2 separate regions of the Homo sapiens genome follow, and region 1 is linked to region 2. A link is an interaction called in ENCODE POLR2A ChIA-PET data of the cell type or tissue named here. Cell type or tissue: CD4-positive, alpha-beta T cell. All regions are shown on one strand. Links, peaks and the distances in the headings refer to the core of each region. The heading gives the core; the rest is flanking DNA. Region 1 overlaps KLHL22 (kelch like family member 22). Region 2 has its middle 3.0 kb from the start of DGCR6L.

The links. ChIA-PET counts read pairs that join two places held together with the same protein. Peaks named below come from ENCODE experiments on the same cell type or tissue, not always from the same donor. Only the 100,000 strongest peaks of a DNase experiment are listed, where the experiment ranks them.
Region 1: POLR2A ChIA-PET joins it to region 2 with 5 read pairs; 6 of 35 experiments call an interaction of 5 or more read pairs at or near these places.

The regions. Positions count from the first base shown.
Region 1 is chr22:20,462,754-20,465,562 of GRCh38, forward strand. KLHL22 (kelch like family member 22) reads right to left here. Exons shown (of 7, transcript NM_032775.4): 4 at 2,105-2,809. All of the region lies in intron 1 of LOC124905085 (a long non-coding RNA gene), which reads left to right. Among named protein-coding and RNA genes, the nearest start is that of SCARF2, 26 kb to the left of the region's middle. RefSeq lists an enhancer at 1,473-1,662. In CD4-positive, alpha-beta T cell, for the core only: no CTCF peak of the experiment used is centred there; DNase peaks (open chromatin) are centred at 978 and 1,608; H3K4me3 peaks cover 510 bases; H3K27ac peaks cover 2,316 bases.
Region 2 is chr22:20,321,660-20,324,468 of GRCh38, forward strand. No RefSeq gene overlaps it. Among named protein-coding and RNA genes, the nearest start is that of DGCR6L, 3.0 kb to the left of the region's middle. In CD4-positive, alpha-beta T cell, for the core only: no CTCF peak of the experiment used is centred there; DNase peaks (open chromatin) are centred at 1,312 and 2,662; H3K27ac peaks cover 283 bases.

The sequences.
Region 1 (2,809 bases), core at 142-2,641, 140 kb after region 2:
ATGGCTATGGGAAAGGTACAAGGAATGATGCAGATAATATAGATGCAAAGAAAGAAGGAATGAAAGAGAAAAAGTAGTATATTGGAGACAAACACCATTTGCTCCAAGAGAGGAAAGGTTTTTAAATATGCGGTTTCTGCACCAATGCTTTAAGATATAACCTGGTAAGTAATAACTCCTCAAAATGCAAAGCCTAATTTACTGCAAAATCTTGTTTCCTTATATTCTAAAAGCCTATAGCTTTTAGAATTCACCAGTTCTAAGGCTGATGAAATGAGAAAGCAGAGAAAGAACCAAATCTTAGAATATTCAAATTAAGGATTCATCTGGAAGTTTTGAGTCCACTGGAAGGTTAATGATGCCTTCATTCTGGAGAGATGATACATCCCTGGGTTAACCAGTAGGGCTGTGGTCCTTCCTGCCACCTCCACTCTGTGGATACCTACTCTCTCAAGGCAGGTCTTGCCGACCCCACTTGCCATTGTGATCCTACTCTCAGACAGGAGTTTGGGACTGGTTATTGGTTACAGGGTCTAATATTAGCATTACCCAGAGTTCAGCTTTGGTCTCACACCCCTTCACAAGGGGAAATTCAGACTCCTACTTTAAGTGAAAGTGAGATCAATGGCCCATAGCAGGTGGACAGAGGACAGGGGCAGGCAGAATCCCAAGCTGTCACCCCCCTAGGGACAGCTCTGTGGAAACATCCAGCATTACTGCCAAGCACACAGCTGTCTCTACCTTCTGCTAAGGGCCAGAAGCCAAAACACTCTGGAGAGATTGGCTTTGCAGGTCTGTAGGTTACTCTCAGCAGGGTGGTCTGGCCTTGGCCCCCCAACTGGGAAACCGAGCCCCCTAAAAAAGAAGGTTTAAGGTTTGGCCAAAGGGAAGTCTAAACCTAGTGTGGCCACACCCACTGGGGGCACAACTTTGTTTAGAGAGGAAATGAAGGTAGCTGTTTCCTTTTTTCTGAAACCTGCCCTTCCTCATATTTAACCACAATGTGTTATTGCCAACCTCTGAGTCTCATCAGCTTAACAAAGGAGATCACTTCCTGGGGCCAGCAGTAGAGAGGTCGCTGAGAAATGGCCTTCTCCTCCTTGGCCAGGATCACTATGCTTGATTCCAAGTGGCATGGCCAGGCCAGGCCCTACCCCACCCTGACCCCAGAAAATAGAAACATGAACATGAACTCAGTCAGCATCTAGCTCATGGCTGCTGGAAATAGTTGGCAATCTCTCTCTCTCCAACACAGCTCCATCTTTCAGCATGAAGGGTAGGGAGATTTCTCACATGCACCAAGGTAAGGTGGAGGGGTCCCTGGAAATCTAATGGTAGCTGAGTCTTGTGGGCCTGAACCACTGTCCCTTGCTCTGCCCAGAAATGGATTTGTGAGATCACAGCCTAAGTGACTGATGGAGCCAGGCGCATCCTACGGACCACAGCAGTCCACAAAACTCTCTCTTGGGAAAACTGCCTCTTCCCAGGGGAAATTGTGCCAAGTGCGTGGCAGACTGCAGGGCAGAGCGGAAATGTAGCATGAGGCTCGGTGATGCTTGTTGGCCTTTACCACGCCCCTGGGCTGAAGACCGCATGCTGCTCAGGCACAGCAGCAGGAAGCCTGTTCCACCATTAGCAAGCAGGTAAGAGAGAAGAGCAAAGCTGACTGGTGAAGGGAAACTGAAACAACATGCATCAAAGCTCAGAGAGAGCATGATGGAGGGCGAGGCTGCTCAGCTGGCACTGCTCCTAGGTCCTCTCCATCCCAGTCCGACTGCCTTTCCTGCTGTGGGCTCCTCTCCCCTCCCGTCTCCTCCTGCACAATGCACTCGCAACCTAGCCTACCCCAAAGAGGCTGAGCAAGGGTCCAGGGTAAGTGGGTTTCTGAGGAGTAGGGGACATGCAGGAAAGAAGGCGATCCACATGTCCCCTTCTCTTATCTCACTGCTGTCCACCTTCTCTGAATTCACCTAGACTTCATTCCACAATGGCAAGTGATGCTCATGTGAAAGGCTGGGGGGAACCTGACCAGCTCTCTCAGCCCATGACTTCCACACCCTCTCATCACCTGAAGACAAAGGGACCAGCTAGCACCCTGTCCTACCTCCAGCATCGGGACTCTGCTCGAAATCCTTGGACATTGTTGTCCCCTCCAATCAAGTATACGAAGTTGTTGAGCACCGCGATGCCCTGGTTGGACATGCGGGGGGCCAGGGAGGCAGTGAAGTGCTTCCACTCTCCCAGTAAGGGGTTTAGATACTTGGCCTGGTCGCTGAGGACAGTGGACGGCGTGGAGTGAATGCCCCCGAAGCCCACAACGCACTGGAAGTCCGACCGCAGCTCCGTTTGCGGGCTCTGCAGGCTGGGCTGTAGGCTCTCGTTCCGGTGGTACATGAGGGCGCTGGCCACTGTGTCCCTCAAAGGGCTGGGGTCCAGCTTGTCATGCAGCCGCTGCAGGACCTCAGCTTCCATCAGCGGAAACCGCACTGTCTCAAGGAGCTTTGGGGGCTCGTGCAGCGAGATCTGGTCAGCCTGCACCTGCTCCAGGCTATAATGGTAGAGAAGGGCCCCCTCATATACCTCGGTCTCGCAGGAGACCTCCAGGCGATTGCTGCTGAGGAGGGAGTAGACCTTCTCCAATGGAAGCTGGCGGTACTTGTCAGTCCGAGAGAAGGCCACAAAGTTTTTGAGGATATAGGTGTCCAGTTGCTCAGTCAGGCGGCTCAAGTCAAACAGCTCTGCCAGCCGGTAGACATCGAGAATGTTCTCTTCGTCCACCCAGGACATGAGGAAATCACAGCAGAAATGG
Region 2 (2,809 bases), core at 271-2,770:
AAGGCCCCTTCTCCAACCCTTGGTGCAACGTCTGACCTGAACCAGCTTCCCCAGCCCAGCAACACTGCTCCCCTAATGTGGATGTCAACCTAAAGAAACAAACTGAACCACAGTTCATATAGAGAGTTTGTCTGGGCCAAGGCTGAGAGAGCTGCCCAGGACACACCAAGTTGCCCTGGGAGTGCTTCATTCAGCCTTATTACAAGCAAGTTTTTAAAGACTGAAGGGGACAAGGAGTGGGCTGATATGAAGTCAGCAGGAATTCTGACTGCTTTCCAGAGAGAACCCTTAGTGACTGGCTATAAGGTGTTGGACTACTGGGTAAGAGTTATGGTGTCCAGCGTATGGCTTTTTATGCCTACTTGGTGTCAGTCTGGAACCCACAGAGCAATTGGCTTCAAGAGGTCGTTAGCTCAAGTAGGAGTGGGATGTGACTGCTGTTTCATTCCAGTGCCTCTCTGGGCCAGATAATTAAAGGGAGCTCACATTCCTCAGATAAAAAAGTTCCTTTCGCATTAGGAGAAATACGTAATGTAGATGATAGGTTCATGGGCACAGCAAACCACCATGGCACGTGTATACCTATGTAACAAACCTGCACGTTCTGCACATGTACCCCAGAACTTAAAAGAATATATATATGAATATATATATATACTTTATACATATATATATAAACTTCCATTGTGCGCGCGCGCACACACACACACACACACACACACACACAAAGTTCCTTTTCTTTTTCATGGACATGAGCAGTATGTCACTCAGGCATGGGGACTCCTGGGCCACCTCTGGGTCTTCAGGGAGGGCCTGGTCTGGAAGGAGGGGTCTCATCCTCCAGAGCCCCAGGGATGGGTGATATATGTGTAGGAATGGGGGAGCTGGTTCGCAGACGTGCGTTTCCCCTGTGTGTGTGGACACGATGGGCCCCATGGCTCTTCCCGTCGGGTGGTATCCACCGAAGGCCTTTGCTCTGCGGCCACTGTCCACCTCCACTTGGCCTCCCGAGTCCACCAGGCTGGCTGGTGACACCTTGGGTTAGTGTGGGGTGACTGGTGTGTGTTGGGGAGCTGCAGGTCCCCTGTCTCTGACACAGCTGTGTCTGGGCAAACACCAAGGTTTGAAGGAGTGGGTGCCTGTGTGTGTGTGTGTGTGTGTGTGTGTGTGTGTGCGCGCACGTGTGTCAAAAGGCTTTGCTGCATGCCTTTTGTGTGGCTCTTTGTCACATGTGCCTTTCTGTGTTTCTCTGTGAGTTTTCATGTGTCAGGTTGTATGTCTGTTGTGTGGGCGGAGAAACAGCTCTGCTGTGGGGCCCTGAGCCATTGCAGGATCCCCATAGGCCATGCAGAGGTGCACACAGCACCTGACCTAAGCCTGCTCCTCCCAGAACATCAGGCTGCACCCAGGCCACCGCTCACTCCGTCTGTCTCCCGAGACTGTTCCTCACTTCCTGCCTCACTGGCCCTGGTGAGGGTGAGGCTCCCTGCCCCCGGCCCTCAAAACAGAGCTGCAGATGAGGACGCCACCCAGCTGCAGTGTCAAGGGGCTCCTCCACAGTGGGTGTCCCGCAACGCATGCTCTCTGACCCCTTTTGTTTCAGTGTTGTCCTTTTTAGTGTGTGGCACCAGGACAGCAGGGAGCTGCCACCTCAGGCTTCTCTTATTTTCACTCTGTGAGTAATAAGGTCTGAATGAGAGGGGCTCATTGTGTCTTTACTGTCAAATCAGTCAGGCCTTGGCCTTGGCATGTCTTGCGTGTGCTTGACAAATGTATTGCTCATGGGGTCTGGTGGAGGCACAGCACCCTTTTAGAAGACAGGGTCTGTGCGGACCAGTTACGGGTGACATTTCCTAGGCACAGCTCTTGCCTAAGTGGTGTGGGATGGGAGGAGGGCGGGGCTTCCCACTGTCCCACCAGCAAAATGGGCTGTGTGGCCAGCTCCTCAGGACCCGAGAGCATTTGCTCCAGGTTGATAAAATGTTGCGGTGTTGGGTGGCAAGAGTAGGATTGAAACCAGCCACCCAGTTGGTGCTTTGTTACCATCAGAAGTGTTTGCTGAGTCAAAGCAAATGGCCACTCAAAACTGAGTGGGCTGAGTGTGGTGACTCACACCTGTAATCCCAGCACTTTGGGAGGCCAAGATGGGCAGATGGCTTGAGGCCAGGAGTTCAAGACCAGCCTGGGCAACAGGGTGAGAGCCTGTCTCTACAAAAAGTTTAAAAAATTCGCTGGCATAGTGGCATGTGCCTGAAGTCCCAGCTACTTGCCACTTGGGAGACTGAGGTGGGATCACTTGAGCCCAGGAGGTCCAGGCTGCAGTGAGCTGAGATCACACCACTGTACTGCAGCCTGGGCAACAGAACAAGAATCAAATAATAAATAAGTAAGTAAGTGAGTAAATCCATCCATCCACCCCAGAGTGAGTCAGCTGGGGCTGCTGCATTGCTCCTCCCTCACCCACAGGATTCCCTGGTTCCAGCCAGGAGACGATGGTCAACAGCCACTGCTGTAGTGGTGCCTAGTTAAAACTCTTTGGTTTCTGTCTCTGTAAAAAAAAGTGTCTAATTGCATTTGGGCAAAAAACTTGCAGTGAAGAGAGAAAAAGAGATGAAAGCAACCTGTGAGGGAGGCTCGGGTTGACGTGCGGCATGTGCTGTTTGAGTGTGATGAGTGTGTCGGTTTGCACTGTAGATGCTCAGGAAGTGAGGATATGTGGAGTGCTGACTGTATACATGATGCCTCCACTGGCTGGCTGAGTAGAGTTTCATGAAACAATGTTGGTGGACTCAGCCCTGAATCCCTCAGG